Linked DNA regions of Homo sapiens: region 2 is linked to region 1. A link is a loop called in an ENCODE intact Hi-C map of the cell type or tissue named here. Cell type or tissue: heart left ventricle. All regions are shown on one strand. Links, peaks and the distances in the headings refer to the core of each region. The heading gives the core; the rest is flanking DNA.

Region 1 (8,332 bases), core at 75-8,074:
TACTCGGGAGGCTGAGGCAGGAGAATCGCTTGAACCCAGGAGGTGGAGGTTGCAGTGAGCCGAGATCACGCCACTGCACCCCAGCTTGGGCAACAGAGTGAGACTCTGTCTCAAACCCCCCCACCCCCAAAACAAACAAAAAAAACTAACAAAAAACCCTGTGTTCTCATGGCAAGTCGTTTGTTACTTGCCAGGCGAACCAACCTCATTTTTTTCTTTCTGGTAACAGTGGCGGCAGCAGGGGCACTTGAGGAGCTCAGGCAGCCCATGTGTGTGTTCTGGTGCTTCAGGACTGAGTGCAGCTCTGGATGTTGTGATTATAGCTCAGCCTTTGCTTACTCATTTCTCTTAGAGGATGAGCCTAAAAGTAGGCTTGAATCTTAAACCTTTTTTTTAAATTAAAAAATTGGTTTTTTGATTGTTTAGTTAGGCAGCAGAGGAGTCTTCTTGTTTTTATGGGACGGTTGATTAAGTTTAACCACCCAGAAAGAAATGTTTCTCATTAAGAAACATTAGGCTGGTCCGATGGTAGTGGGTCATCAGAACTTATTAACATTAGTGTCACTAAAGTTGGTATACAACCCCCCATTGCTAAATTTCACTGGATTAAGAAAAAAAGAAACATTAGTTAAGAATAAAACAAAACACAGTTACCTGCCAGGTTTTTTTTTTTTTTTGCAATTGAGTCTTGCTCTCTCACCCAGGCTGGAGTGCAGTGGCAACGATCTCAGCTCACTGTAACCTCCAACTCCCGGGTTCAAGAGATTCTCCTGACTCAGCCTCTCGAGTAGCTGGGACTACAGGCGCCCGCCACCACACCTGGTTAATTTTTTTGTATTTTTAGTAGAGATGGGGTTTCACTGTTTTAGCCAGGATGTTCTCAATCGCCTGACCTTGTGATCCATCCACCTTGGCCTCCCAAAGTGCTGGGATTACAGGCGTGAGCCACTGCGCCCGGCCAAAAATGTTTTTTTAAAAAGAAAAGAAATTAGTGAAAGCATGAACTTTGGAGTCCACAGTTTTCACCCTGCCATTTTGATTGTGTGTTTTAACTCAGGTGACAAGGTGACATTTTCTCATAAATACATTTAAATCAGCATTCTACCAACACTGATGACTTTTCATTAAAACTCTATAAATTGCAGATTAATACACAAAACCACAAAGCAGAATAGTACAACTGACTCTTTTTTTTTTTTTTTTTTTGAGACAGAGTCTTCTTGTCTTGTGGCCCAGGCTGGAGTGCAGTAGTGCAATCAGAACTTATTGTAAACTCTAACTTCTGGGCTCAAAGGATTCTTCTGCCTCAGCCTCTCAAGTAGCTGGGATTATAGGTGCAAGCCACCACACCAGGCAATTGACTTTTAATATTTCTCACGTTTCTTTTTAACCTTTAGAGAAATCTCTGATGTATCTGATGAAATTTTTGTCTGCAGTTCAGTAGCTCTTTCAGTTTCATATTGATTTTTGATACTCTCTTCAAGAGGCATTGATGGATCTAGAAAAAAAAAGGTTTTTCATATTCTCAGTATTCTTTTTTTTTTTTTTTTTTTTGAGATGGAGTTTCACTCTTGTTGCCCAGGCTGGAGTGCAATGGTGCGATCTCGGCTCACTGCAATCTCTGCCTCCCAGGTTCAAGTGATTCTTCTGTCTCAGTCCCCGAGTAACTGGGATTACAGGCATGTGCCACCATGCCCAGCTAATTTTTGTATTTTTAGTAGAGACGGGGTTTCATCACATTGGTCGGTCTGGTCTTGAACTCCTGACCTCAGGTGATCAGCCCACCTTGGCCTCCCAAAGTGCTGGGATTACAGGCGTGAGCCACCACGCCCGGCCTACTTCTTTTTTCAAAATGTTAGCTTCAGTTATTTGTTTCTTTTGTAATTTCGTATTTTTGTGTTTTTTTGTAGAGATAGAGTCTCCCTATATTGCCCAGGCAGGTCTTGAACTCCTGGGCTCAAGTGATCCTCCTGCCTCAGCCTCCCAAAGTGCTGGGATTACACATGCGAGCCACTGTGCCTTGGCCCTCAGTTATTTCTGGATGATGAGATTGGAGTGATTTTTAGTTTCATCTTTATACTTTTCAGTAGTTTCCAACATTTCTGAATGAAATGATCTTCTTTGTAATTCATTTGTGTGATACTTTTCTAATGACAAAAAGCAAGATAAAGAGCCAGGTATGGTGACGTGCACCTACGTAATCCTAGCTGCTCAGGAGGCTGTGGCAGGAGGATCACTCAAGCCCAGGAGTTCGAGAGCAACCTGAGCATCATAACAAGACTCTGTCTCAACAAAAAAAATTAAGTTAAAATACTCTGTCAGAGCAATAAAGACCTTAAACTTCCCAAATGTCAACTCAGTAAAACAACAACAAAGTTCCCTGAGACTCTCTCAGTTATGATTTTACTCCCGAAGCAGTCACTGTCTTGGAAGGATGACTGGCTCTCAGGAGGCTGCCTCAAACGATGCATGTGAAATTCATGTAGGCTTCCAGTGTGTGTGTATGTGTGTTTTGGGGTTGTGTTTCCTGCTGTTTATAACAGGAGGATAGTCTGGTCAACCAGAACAAGGAGACCAAGCCAACAGACATCACCATCAGCAAAGGGACGGTATAATGGCGGTTGGCAAGGCAAATGAGGGCTAGTAAAGGAAATGCAATTATAGTGAGGGTGAAGATTAAATCTCTATGCAGGAATATTGCAGATAAAATAAATGAAAACAATTATATCTTTTTTTTCTTTTATAGAGAGGGGGTTGCGGTATGTTACCCAGGCTGGTCCTGAACTCTGGGTCTCAAGCAATTCTCCCGTCTTGCCTTCTAGTGTTGGGATTGCAGGCATGAGCCACCGGGCCTGGCCTGAAAATATTTTATATTGAATAAAAAATTACAACATAGAGTTCAATTGGAAACATTATTGTGAACCCATAAGCTTTAAGAGAAATATAATTTCCTGGCTCTGACCCTAAAATACAGTTCATTAACAGCATTTCTTTTTCTTTTTCTTTTTTCTTTTTTTGAAATGGAGTCTCGCTCTGTTGCCAGGCTGGACTGTAGTGGCTCAATCTTGGCTCACTGAACCTCTGCCTCCCAGGTTCAAGTGATTCTCCTCCCTCAGCCTCCTGAGTAGCTGGGATTATAGGCATCTGCCTAATTTTTGTATTTTTAGTAGAGATGGGGTTTCACCATAATGGCCAAGCTGGTCTTGAGCTCCTGACCTCATGATCCACCTGCCTCAGCCTCCCAAAGTACTGGGATTACAGGCGTGAGCCACCATGCCCTGGCCACAGCATTTCTTTTCCTTCTTCTTTTTTTTTTTTTCCTTTTTGAGATGAAGTCTCTCTCTGTTGCCCAGGCTGGAGTGCAGTGGCATGATCTCAGCTCACTGCAACCTCCGCCTCCTGGGTTCAAGCAATTCTCCTGGCTCAGCCTCCTGAGTAGCTGGGATTACAGGCACACACCACCACGCCCAGCTAATTTTTTGTATTTTTAGTAGATATGGGGTTTCCCCATGTTGGCCAGGCTGGTCTCGAACTCCTGACCTCAGGTGATCCTCCTGCCTCAGCCTTCCAAAGTGTTGGGATTACAGGCTAGGCCACTGCACCTAGCCCATTAACAGCATTTCTTCTGCTAACCTCCCACTCTCGTGCACCCATCAAAAGGAAATGAGACTTCTTAGTGGGTGGCTGATTCTGTGTCTTGGAACAAGGAAAATTTGGAATGGGCCTAGAACACAAGGATTTTAGGCCAGCAATGGTAGAAGGATAAGGAAGCCACTGTCCAAATTGCAACAATTTGACATCAAAAAAGGAACATAGTAATTATGTTTATTTATAATTGACAATTATGATTAAAATAAGTTCAGTGTGTGAAAGACCTCAAAATAAAAAAAAGTTGATATATGATTTTCTGATATATGACATATGATTTTTCTCTGCTTTTATGATATTTGAAGCATCATAAAGGGGACGCGGAGCTGGAGTGTCACAGGGGCTGAGGCAATGTAATTGGTTAAGCCACCAGTAGGGTGTGTGATCACCAACAAAAAGAAAAAGTCCTACACTGAAAGCCCATGGGGTTGAAGCAGGATTTGGTTCACGCTAGAACTTCTGAGAGTCAGTGTGTATCTTGATAAACAGCAACAGAGCTTAGTCATGAGTTCCCTGTAACTGGCTGCTCAGAGAGTTTGCTCCCCACCTCCTGGGGAGAACTTACCTGGGAAGAGGCCAATGTTTCTATCTAAGCCTGTCCCGTCCTCTGAGTTTCCAACCTTCTAATTTCACGTTGGGAGTGCCTCCGAACATGTTTTTGCTGAGTCATTTGTGGAGCTCTAGAATTGTTGAACCTATCATTTGTTTTCCAAGTTAGGGGCAAACAGTAATATATTGCTCATTTATTATTCAACCAAGATATCTGGAGTCCTCCTCATGTGTTAGGCCAGGGCTAGGCACAGGGTTTAAGTGCAAGAGTGAGCAAAGCAGGCATGGAGCTGCACTCATGGGGCCTAGTCTAGTGGGGAAGACGGACATGATCCAAATAATCACAAAGTGACGTTTGGTAGAGAGCAAAGTAAAAGGGGTGCTTTGGCAGGCCCAGAAGAGGAACTTGATCATGACTCATGGTGGGTGGGCAGGGAGGCTTCCTTGAGAAAGTGATACCAATGTGGAGGACTGAATTATGTGAAGAGGCAGAAGAGTGTTCTAAGAAGGGGGGTGTGTAAAAGCCCAAGCTCGGAGGAGGGCTGGAGTGTGTTGCATTGGAGGAACCAAGATGACATTGGCTGTGCTTTGTGGAATGAGGTGAAGGAGACCAGGTGAGGTGCGGTAGACAAGGTCCAGCTGAGGTAAGCTTTCAGAGGCCATATAAAGATTTTTTTTTTTTTGGTAAGAGCATTATTGAGATATAATTCACACACCACAAAATTCACACATTTAAAATGCACAATTTGGTAGCCAGTTGAGGTAGCTCATGCCTGTAATCCCAGCACTTTGGGAAGCAGAGACAGGTGGATCACTTGAGGCCAGGAGTTCAAGACCAGCCTGGCCAACATACTGAAACCCCGTCTCTACTAAAAATACAATTAGTTGGGTATGGTGGCACATGCCTGTAATCCCAGCTACTTGGGAGGCTGAGGCAGGAGAATCACTTGAATCCAGGAGGTGGAGGTTGCAGTGAGCTGAGATTGCGCCACTGCACTCCAGTCTGGGGCAACAGAGAGAGACTCCATCTCAAAAAGAAAAAAAAAAGAAAAGAAAAGAAAAGAAATGCTGTGGCTGGGGTGCGGTGGCTCACACCTGTAATCCCAGCACTTTGGGAGGCCAAGGTGGGTGGATCACTTGAAGTCAGGAGTTTGAGACCAGCCTGGCCAACATTGTGAAACGCCATCTCTACTAAAAATATAAAAATTAGCCTGGTGTGGTGGTGGGTGCCTGTAATCCCAGCTACTCGGGAGGCTGAGGCAGGAGAATTGATTGAACCTGGGAGGCGGAAGTTGCAGTGACCTGAGATCACACCATTGCACTCCAGCCTGGGGGATGAGAGCAAAACTCTGTCTCAAAAAAATAAAATAAAATAAATAAATAATGTACAATTCAGCCGGGCATGGTGGCTCATGCCTATAATCCCAGCACTTTGGGAAGCCAAGGTGGGAGGATTGCTTGAGGCCAGGAGTTTGAGATCAGCCTGAGCAACACAGTGCAACTTCATCTCTATGAAAAATTAAAAAGTTACCCAGGCATTGTGGTATCTACCTGTATTCCCAACTACTCTGGAGGCTAAGTTGGGAGGATCTCTTGAGCCCAGGAGGTTGAGGCTGCAGTGAGCTATGACCATGCCACCGTGCTCCAGCCTGGGTAATAGAGTGAGACTCTCTCAAAAAAAAAAAAAAAAAAGAAAGAAATTAAAAAAAGAAAAAAATACAATTCATTGGTTTTTAGTATATTCACAGAGTTGTACATAACCACAGTCAATTTGAGAACATTTTCGTCACCCTAAAAAAAAAACCCTGCAGCCTTCAGCAGTCACTCTCCATTTCCCCCAAACATCTAGCCTTAGGCAACCACCAATCTACTTTCTGTCTCTATGGATTTGCCGATTCTGGACATTTCTATAAATGGAATTATATGGTATGTGATCTTTTGTGCCTTGCTTCTTTCACTTAGTATAATGTTTTCAAGGTTCATCCACACTCTAGCATGTATTCATACTTCATTCCTTCCATGGCCAAATAATATTGCACTCTATGGCTAGGCTATATTTTGTTTATTTATCATTAGTTGATGGACATTCAGGTTGTTTCTGCTTTTTAGCTATTATGAATAATCCTGCTCTGAATATTCATGTACAAGTTTTTTTCCTTTTTAAAATTTATGTATGTATTAATTTAAAAATGGAGAGATGGGTAGAAAATAAAAGATGAAGGAAAAAGATACAAAAAGAAGTGAGACCAGACAGGGTGGCTCACTCCTGTAATCTCAGTACTTTGGGAGGCCGAGGCGGGTGTATTACTTAAGGTCAGGAGTTCAAGACCAGCCTGACCAACATGGTGAAACCCAGTCTCTACTAAAAACATAAAAATTAGCCATATGTGGTGGTGTGTGCTTGTAATCCCAGCTACTCGGGAGGCTGAGGTAGAAGAATTGCTTGAACCTGGGAGGTGGAGGTTTCAGTGAGCTGAGATTAAGCCACTGCATTCTAGCCTGGGCAACAGAGCAAGACTCCGTCTTAAAAAAAAAAAAAAAAAGCAGAAATGAAAAAACACACAAAAAAGCAAAAAATAAAGACGGGGGTCTCACTACGTTGCTCAGGCTGGTCTTATATTCCTGGACTCAAGCAATCCTATCTCTTCGGCCTTCCAAAGTGCTGGAATTACAGGCATGAGCCACGGCGCCTGGCCAAGTTTTTCATAATAAAGATTTATATCCTAAGAACAGTGATAATCCATTAAAAAGTTTCAAGCAAGAGTGTGATATCAGATTTTGGGTTTAAAAAGATCACTCCATCAGTCTTCTGGTGAATGGATATGAAAAGGGCGAGAGTGAATGCAGGGAACATTTACGAAGCCCATTGCAGCTGGACTCGTTGGTTCACACCTGTAATCCCAGAACTTTGGGAGGCCGAGGCAGGTAGATCACCTGTGGTCAGAAGTTCTAGGCCAGCCTGGCCAACATGGTGAAACCCCGTCTCTACTAAACATATAAAAATTAGCTGGGCGTGGTGACATGGGCCTGTAATCCTAGCTACTTGGGAGGCTGAGGCAGGAGAATGACTTGAACCTGGGAGGCGGAGGTTGCAGTGAGCCAAGATCAGCCTGGGCAACAAGGTGAAACTCCGTCTCAAAAAAAAAAAAAGAAAAAAAGAAGGCCATTGCAGGCCATTGCCATTGATGGTGGTGACTTTTATCTGGGGTAGGCAGCAGTAGAAATGGCAAGAAATGGCAGATTTTAGAGATATTTAAGGGGTAAAAGTAAGAGGATTTGATGGATGGAGGATGGATGGGAAGGAGGAAGATAGCGTGTGGATGGATGGACTTACCATTCACTGAGATACAGAATTGTAGAGATGACCAGGTTTGGGGTAAAATATTAAGAACCTAAACTGGGTGTGGTGGCTCACACCTGTAATCCTAGCACTTTGAGAGGCTGAGGCAGGAGGATCATTTGAGTCTAGGTGTTCAAGACCAGCCTGGGCAACATAGAGAGCCCTTGTCTTTACAAAAAAAAAAAATTTTTTTTTGTTTGAAAAGGAGTTTCACTCTTGTTACCCAGGTTGGAGTGCAGTGGCGCAATCTCAGCTCACTGCAATCTCTGCCTCCCAGGTTCAAGTGATTCTCCTGCCTCAGCCTCCCAAGTAGCTGGGATTACAGGCATGCACCACCACATTTGGCTAATTTTTTGTACTTAGTAGAGACAGGGTTTCACCATGTTGGCCAGACGGATCTTGAACTCCTGACCTCAGGTGATCCATCTGCCTCGGCCTCCCAAAGTGCTGAGATTACAGGCGTGAGCCTCCGCGCTCGGCCTATACTAGCTATTTTAATTCCAGAAATGTCTGGAATATAGCAGATGCTTGATAAATACTTGTGAAATGAACGAATTGTTCCAGCTGAAAAATTATTAAATTAAAAGATGGACCCTGCTTACATAAGTGGTAATCATAAGGGATTTTATGAACAAATAATTTGAAACCTTTAGAGTTAAAAATTTCTTATTACAGTAATAAAGATGTTAACTTTAAGTTGACAGTAATCTAAGTGTTCTGTTAATTGAATGATCAACTTGTTGGCTGTCAGAGAAGGAAGGAAACGAGTAGATTGGCACTAAGACATTCAAAGCC
Region 2 (8,332 bases), core at 273-8,272, 47 kb after region 1:
GCAGCCAGGGTGATTTTTCACTTAGGATCTTTGGATGTCCTTAGAGCTTCTCTTTTGAAGTAGTCCAATGAGCAAATGGATATGATGTGGCTTTTAAAGAGAAAAACATGACTCATGTATAACAATGTTTACTATTTATTCAAATTTCAAAGATGTATTTAAGCATCCACACACGGGCACAACACCATGCTGGGCACCAGGCCACCAAAGCCAGGTTCAGTGTGGGGAGTGAGGGGAGGACACACGTGGTCAAGGAACTAGAGTTCAGTTTGTGAACCTCCATGGCAGAGTTCTGTCCAAAGTACTATGGGAGCAGAGACAACAAAGTAAATAATGTTGTTCAGGGAAAGGTCGAGAGAGTGGGATTCGAGTTGGGTTTTAGACAGTGAATAAGCTGTCACTAGATGGAGAAGGAAGAGGAAAGAGGAAGGAAGCAGAGGAAGGAAGGGAGGGAGGAGTCGGAACACATGGGCAGAGGCTTAGTGGGTGGGAATAGGCTGTTTGAAGGAGGACACACGTCTGGGGTGTCTGGGGTGTAAGCATCACGATGACTGCGGTGTAGGGACTGAACCCAGGTATGTGAATGACCTAATATTCCCTGCAGAGAGTGAGAAGCTCTGTGGATTTATAAGAGGGATATTGGCCAGGGAAAAACTATAGGAGGGGGCCAGGCATAGTTGCTCACACCTATAAACCCAGTGCTTTCAGAGGCCAAGGCAGGAAGATCCATTGAGCTCAAGGTTCAAGACCAGCCTGGGCAACATAAGGAGACTCTGTCTCTACAAAATATTTAAAAATTATCTGGGTATGGTGGTGCACACTTGTAATCCCAGTGACTCAGGAGGCTGAGGCAGGAGGATTGCTTGGGCCTGGGAGGCTGAGGCTGCAGTGAGCTGTGATCGCACCACTGCACTCCAGCCTGAGTGATGGAGCGAGACCCTGTTGAAAAAAAAAAAAAAAGCCAGTGGTGGTGGCATGCGTTTATAGTCCCAGCTACTCAGGAGGCTGAGTTGGGAGGATCACTTGAGCCCAGGAGGTTTAGGCTGCAGTGAGCCAAGATTGAACCACTGCACTCCAGTCTGGGTGACACAGAAACACCTTGTCTCAGAAAACAAACAGGCTGGGCACAGTGGCTCAAGCCTGTAATCCCAGCACTTTGGGAGGCTAAGGTGGGTAGATCACCTGGGGTCAGGAGTTCGAGACCAGCCTGAACAACATGGTGAAACCCCATCTCCATTAAAAATACAAAAATTAGCTGAGCGTGGTGGCGGGCGCCTGTAATCCCAGCTACTCAATAAGCTGAGGCAGGAGAATCACTTCAACCTGGAGGCGGAGGTTGCAGTGAACCAAGATCGCGCCACTGCATTCCAGCCTGGGTGACAGAGTGAGACTCTGTCTCAAAAACAAAAACAAAAACAAAACAAAACAACAACAAAAACAAAACAATACAAAAAGCCAAAACTATAGGAGAGGAGGGAAGGAGGCGAGGAATTTGCTGACATGGAGTCTCTGCTCTGAAAGTTAGACGTGAAGTCCGTGGCTAGGCTGGTTGCATCAGATGAGGCTGGCTGACATCTCCCAAGATATCTCAAGATGGTTTATTGGTGAATTCACCCCACTCCAAGGGAGAAGCCTGAATCAGAAACCAGATTCCTCAGCTCACCAATGGGAATTGTCTTTCAGGGAAGGTCTATATATACCAAAATTACACCTGAAGGTCAATCTGTTGATTTACTGTAACTGTCAAAGCAAAAGTAATTCTTATTAGAATGTCAATTAGTTCATTTACAAAAAGAGATGTAAGTGATGTGTCCATTTTCTTCCCATCACCATGATGTGGTGGGAAGCTGGCCTGTCGAGCTGGGAATCAGAACCAGCAGTTGGTCACAATATAGCTTCAATAAGGCCCGATGACTCCATGTGCATGGCTAAAGTGCCTCTAGGACAGGACGTGTCCTGGCCCTGGCCAGGTCCTCTGCTCCAAATGTGGCTGATTGTCACTGTCAGGGCAGGCTCTGTGATGCTCTCTTTCTGAGGGAGACGGGGTCTTCTCACTCTGTCGCCCAGGCTGTAGTGCAGTGGCATGATCTTGGCTAACTGCAGCCTCTGCCTCCCAGGCTCAAATGATCCTCCCACCTCAGCCTCCCTAGTAGCTGGGACCACAGGTGCATGTCACCATCCTGGCTAATTTTTTTTTTTTTTTTTGGTATTTTTGTAGAGAGAGGGTTTTGCCATGTTGCCAGGCTGGTCTCGAACTCCTGGACTCAAGTGATCTGCCTGCCTCAGCCTCCCAAAGTGCTGGAATTATAGGTGAGACACTGTGCCTGGCCCCTTTCTGCACCTTCTGATGGACACATTCTTTATGTCTTAGACTCTCTAGTCAGCTTCCTCTTGGGAGGCTTGGAACTGAACTACCATCTCCAGAGTTCTCCCAACCTTGGCTACACAGTAGAATCACCCGGGGAAATTTAAAAGCCAGTCATGTCTGTGGTTTGCCCCCAGAGGCTCTGATCATATCAGGCTGAGGCGCAGTCCGAGTATGTGGAGTTTTACAAGCTTCCCAGGTGATTTCAATGTGCAGTCAAGGTTGAGCACCTTTGTGAAAAGCAGCTCTGCATATTTCTGCCCTTGTCATTTGAGTGATGACTTTGCTCTGAGAGGGTCACTTAATATGGATCAGGTGCCAAGGGTTTCTCAAGCATTACCTTGTTTCATTCTTTTTTTTTTTCTTACAATATTCAGATGAGTCTGATACCTTGTTTAATTCTTCAAACAGGCCTACCAGGCAGTGGAAAAAGAGCCACGGCCCAGGGAAGGCCGTGAGGTGTAATTCTGCAAAGATCTGGGTTCACTCCCAGCCCCACCTTTTACCAGCCAGATGACTGTGGGCATGTTTCCTAATCTCTCTGAATTGTAGTTTCTGCATCTGTGAAATGGGTGTAATTAACATCTGCCTTTCAAGGTTGTTATGCGGATTAAGTGAAACAAAGATGGAAATTATCTGGCCCAGAGTATTCTGTCCTGTACTGGCTTTTCCTTCTCAATAGGAGAATTGGGAGTGACAGACATCACATTCCTTGGAGGTCCTCGAGAAAGGGAGAATTCCCCATCATATTCTGACCCGGAGATGTAAAGTTAAGAGGCATAAGGGGCTGGGTACTGTGGCTCATGCTTGTAATCCTAGCACTTTGGGAGGCCAAGGCAGATGGAATGCCTGAGCTCAGGAGTTTGAGACCAGCCTGGGCAACATGGCGAAACCCCATTTCTACTAAAAATACAAAAATTTGCTGGGGATGGTGGTGCGTGCCTGTAGTCCCAGCCATTTGGGAGGCTGAGGCTCAAGAATCGCTTAAGCCCGGGAAGCAGAGGTTGCAATGAGCCGAGATCATGGCACTTGCACTCCAACCTGGGCAACAGAGCAAAACTCCGTCTCAAAAAAAAAAAAAGTGGTATAAGAGACATGCAGCATGGAGGTGTTTGAGACCCGGGCCCTACTGAGAATGCTACAGCCTCTTTCCCTTCATATGATGAGGTTTCTGTGGCAGCTACAGGGAAGCTGGGGCCAGAGGGTCTGAGAGAAGAAGCAACAGCCTCTGAGAGGGAGATGAGGGGCAGATGGAGGGCCTCGGGCCAGCTCCCACTTCCAAGAACCATCAGAGAGGTTTTCTTGTTCCAGCAGCATCTCCCCTGGGCCAAGCCAGTCGGGGGGCCATGTCTGTCTGTCTGGGACCCACTGTCTCCCCCGCCAGCACCTAGCACAGTACCTAGTGGACAAATTCTATTTTTATTTTTTTTTGAGACGGAATTTTGCTCTTGTTGCCCAGGCTGGAGTACAATGGTGCAATCTCAGCTCACTGCAACCTCTGCCTCCTGGGTTCAAGCGATTCTCCTGCCTCAGCCTCCCGAGTAGCTGGGATTACAGGCACCTGCTACCACGGTCAGCTAATTTTTTGTATTTTTAATAGAGACAGGGTTTCATCATGTTGGCCAGGCAGGTCTCGAACTGCTGACCTCAGGTGATCCACCCACGTCGGCCTCCCAAAGTGCTGGGATTACAGTTGTGAGCCACTGCGCCCGGCCCCTAGTGGACAAATTCTACCACTGATGTCAAAGAAAATTAAACTGCAGCCTCAGCACTGCTGCAGGCAGCCCCGAATGTTTCCTCTTGAGCCTCCAGAGTGCATCTGCCCCAGACACTCATTTGCCATCTGACCAAGGAAGGCAAGAGGGTGATGGGGACACTTTTCTAGGCCAGAATATGGAGAGAGCATCTGGACGTCAAAGTCTTATGTCTTTTTTTTTTTAGACAAGGCTGGGGTACTCTGTCCTTCAGGCTGGGGTACGGTGGTATAATAATAGCTCACTGCAGCCTCGGACTCCTGGGCTTGTCACTTGATCCTCCTATCTCAAGCTTCCCAAGTAGCTAGAACTATAAGCATGTGCCACCACGGTCGGCTAATTTTAATAATTTTTTGTAGAGACAGAATCTCACTCTGTTGCTCAGGCTGACCTTGAACTCCTGGCCTCAAGCGATCCTCCTGCCCCAGCCTCCCAAAGCGCTGGGATTACAGGCACGAGTCACCCTGCCTGGCTAGGATTCCAGTGTCTTCAGATAGTTCCTTTGATGCGTAACAGGTAGGCTGTGGTTGGACCTTCCAGTGTCAGAGAAATCTACCAAGGCCTAAAAAGCTTTTGAGTGATTTAAATACATTATCACTTTCCAGATGAAGAAATGGGTTCAGATGGGGTGCTTACTCACGGCCACAGAAACCCTAAGGATGAGCCCAGCTGACTCCCTGAATCCCTTTTAGCTCTGAGCCTGTGAGTTGGCCATGTAAAAGCCATTGTCCAAAGCCAAGATCCAACTGGGTCATTCTTCCACTTGATAGCAAATTGGAACCAACCCAATTGCCCAATGGGGAATGATTTGTTTACTATCGACTTGATAGAGTACCTCTTATCCTTTAAAAACCATCCATTTGGCTGGGTGCAGTGGCTCATGCCTGTAATCCTAGCACTTTGAGAGGCCTAGGCGAGTGGATTACCTGAGGTCAGGAGTTTGAGACAACCTGGCCAACATGACAAAACCCTGTCTCTACTAAAAATACAGAAATTAGCCAGGCGCGATGGCGGGTGCCTGTAATCCCAGCTACTCAGGAGGCTGAGGCAGGAGAATCGCTTGAACCCAGGAGGCTGAGTTTGCAGTGAGCGGAGATCGTGCCACTGCACTCCAGCCTGGGCAACAGAGCGAGACTTCATCTCAAAAAAAAAAATCCATTTGAGTATTACATGACAACCTGTAAAGATGCTTATGATTAATATTAAATGGAAAAAGTAGAATACAAAAGTGTATTTAGACTGTGCTTACCTAACTAGGTAAACGCATGAGTGCATAGAGACAAGAACTGCAGTTTCACTTAGGTGAATGACAACGGGATGTTGGAAGGAGATTTGGGTGTCTTTAAATTATTGTCACATTGTTTTTCATGCAGCTTAAAGGTCTGGATCATCACTGCTTACAGATGAAGTACACACTGCCTCGCATGGCCTCCAAGGCTCTGCTCACCCCACCCCCAATCAGCCTTTGCCATTCTGCCACCCTCACCCCATGCTCCAACCATTGGGGCATTCACAGAACCACGAGCCTTCGTGCCTCTGTCACTGCCAGAACACTGTATTCCGCAGTCCACTACTTGACTAAATTCAGCTCATTCACCACTTCAAATGTCACTCCCCAACTCCCAACAAAAAAGATACAGAAGAAACTCACCATATTATTTGACTTCAGGGAGGAACTATTATCAGATGTGGGATGGAGACATAAACCCTTTTCTGAAATACAATTTTATTGAGCTATAAGTCACATACTGTATCATTCGCCCATTTAAAGTACATAATTCAATGGTTTCCATGGTGTTTGGTACATTCACAGAATTATGCAACCATGACCAGACACAAGTTCTTTTGTGCCTTTAGGATTTCGAACATGTGAATGTATTACTAATTGAATTAAATAAATGAATCCAATTAAACACACATAACCATCACTTCCTCTCTGAAGTCCTCCCAGACTCCCACCAGGGATAGATGGCTCCTCATTCTGTGCCCCACTTGTCTGTCATAGCTCTTTTTTTTTTGACAGAGTTTCACTCTTGTTGCCCAGGCTGGAGTGCAATGGCACGATCTCGGCTCATCACAACGTCCACATCCTGGGTTCAAGTGATTCTCCTGCCTCAGCCTCCCAAGTAGCTGGGATTACAGGCATGCACCACCACGCCTGGCTAATTTTGTATTTTTAGTAGAGACAGGGTTTCTCCATATTGGCCAGGCTGGTCTCAAACTCCTGACCTCATGTGATCCACCCGCCTTGGCCTCCCAAAGTGCTGAAATTATAGGTGTGAGCCACTGTGCCCGGCCAGTGTTTTTGTTTATAAAAAGACCTCTCCGCAGCCCAGACTCTGAGCTCTTTGAAGGCAAGTATGAAGAGAGTCATTTTTCTGTACCAATGCAAGTCTGGCATTCAGGAAGAGTCCCAGAAACGTTCGATGAGTGAATGAAGTTTTCTTTGCATCCGTGTAGATGGGGCATGGTAGGAGAGGCCAGAGGATGACCCAGCCCTCCTCACTTTGATCCTCATCTCCACTCCAACTCCACCTTCCCCCTTCCTCATCTTGTTCCTTATCCTGTCCCCTCCCCATCACCAACCTCCCCCCTATTCCCTCTCCACCCCCTCTCATTTCCATCCTGCTCCATCCCCACCCCCACTCTGTTCTCCAAATCCATTCCCATTTTGACCTCCATCCATCTTTATTTCTTGAATAGACCCAGTTTTCTGAAATGCAAAGATGTATTGCTGGCCTCTTAGAAATAGCAGTGGGAGCTCTGTGGGCTCAGAGACACCCTCTTCTCCTGAGTGTTCCTCCCTCCACCATGACATCACTATGAAGGCAATTTTATTTACCACAACAAATATTACTATAGAATTAACAGGGGCCCAACACATGGCAGGGACTGGAAAATACTTGCTGAATGAGTAAAGGACTTGTGAGTCTCTGGGGCAGCTGAATGAGACTGTTTCCATCACAGGACCCAGACGGGGAGGAGGAATGCCAGAGAAGCTGCAGACTCTCCGGCCACGGAGCCTGAGTGGAGCAGAGGTGGCCCACTGTCAGCCACAGGTCAAGTGTCAGGGTGGGGACGGGGCAGGCTCCACCAGAAGGCGGGGGCAGGCTCCACCAGAAGGCGGGGCCAGACCACAGGGCAAGGTGGAGATGAGTCTGTGGCACCCCCAGGAAGTTTACCAGATTTGCCCCAGAGCTTCTGACCCTTTGGATCTCTCTGGGCTGCATTCTTCAGGGTCCCATTGCTTCTTTCTTGAAGGTGGAAGGAAATGTTCCCATCAGAGCCTTCCAACAGGCCACCTTGGGGGCTTCTCCTGAGAGCTCCTTGTGCACACACCCCTTCAGGGTGGCTTGGGTTGCGCCCTCAGACCCCAGTGGGGGGCCGTATGGCATCCTCCTTGGTCAGCAAGTGAGCCACAGCAGCAGGCCCCTCACAGACCTCAGCCTGGGGCCACAGGTCCCTTCTCCCCATCTCCGCATCTGGAGAAGCAACCTGTGGAGCAGCCAAGAGTGGCAGCCCTGGCTCTCTACAGCATTCATTTTCAGGGCAAGACAGAGCATTTCCACTATTATGCTCCCCCCCCCGGCCTTTTTTTTTTTTTTTTGAGACAGGGTCTCACTCTGTTGCCCAGGCTGGAGTGCGGTGGCGCAATCATGGCTCACTGCAGCCTCGACCTTCTGGGGTCAAGTGATCCTCCCAATTCAGCCTCCAAATTTCTTTAAACAAAAAAAAATGCAAGAAAGGCAAAACAAGATATTTATCTGGGCTGAGAGGGTAAAGAGAAGCTCTATCTTTGAGCTGAGACACAAAATGGAAAGAAGAGGCAGCAGCAGCGGCAGTAGCAGTTCTGCCTTTCCAAACCTTCCCTATCTAAGTGCTTTCAAGATATGCTGAAAGTCATGAATTGAAGTGTGGTTCCCACGGCTTTAGTCCTTGTATGAAGGTCCTTTTGCTAGAACTTACTTCCTTTCCAGCCCATATGGTTGACCTGGGGGTCCAGGCAGTTCTCAAGGGAACCACAGGATTCCATGTGATCTGGGATCCCAGTTGATGATCCCTCTTCTGGTCACAAGCTGAATTGGACCCAAATCTGCACCCTAAACTCCCCTCTTGCCAGATCCTGCCCAGTCAGTGCCGTCCCCTCAGACTGGGTGGGCAGCCTGGGCTTCCTGCTGAGACGGGACCCCCCCCTCTCTTCTTGATCTCACTC

Evidence for each region. A loop is a pair of places that touch in the nucleus more often than their neighbours do. Peaks named below come from ENCODE experiments on the same cell type or tissue, not always from the same donor. Only the 100,000 strongest peaks of a DNase experiment are listed, where the experiment ranks them.
Region 2: a loop joins it to region 1, with 2.5 times the contacts of the local background. A loop is called at or near these places in 10 of 110 quality-filtered maps.

Annotation. Positions count from the first base shown.
Region 1 is chr17:42,925,126-42,933,457 of GRCh38, reverse strand. It overlaps the pseudogene RNY4P2. Among named protein-coding and RNA genes, the nearest start is that of G6PC1, 28 kb to the right of the region's middle. RefSeq lists enhancers at 4,394-4,543, 4,433-5,009. In heart left ventricle, for the core only: a CTCF peak has its summit at 4,011; no DNase peak of the experiment used is centred there; H3K27ac peaks cover 233 bases.
Region 2 is chr17:42,878,573-42,886,904 of GRCh38, reverse strand. It overlaps LINC00671 (long intergenic non-protein coding RNA 671), which reads left to right. Exons shown (of 6, transcript NR_027254.1): 3 at 2,219-2,310; 4 at 7,087-8,332. Among named protein-coding and RNA genes, the nearest start is that of LINC00671, 16 kb to the left of the region's middle. In heart left ventricle, for the core only: a CTCF peak has its summit at 8,208; no DNase peak of the experiment used is centred there; H3K27ac peaks cover 81 bases.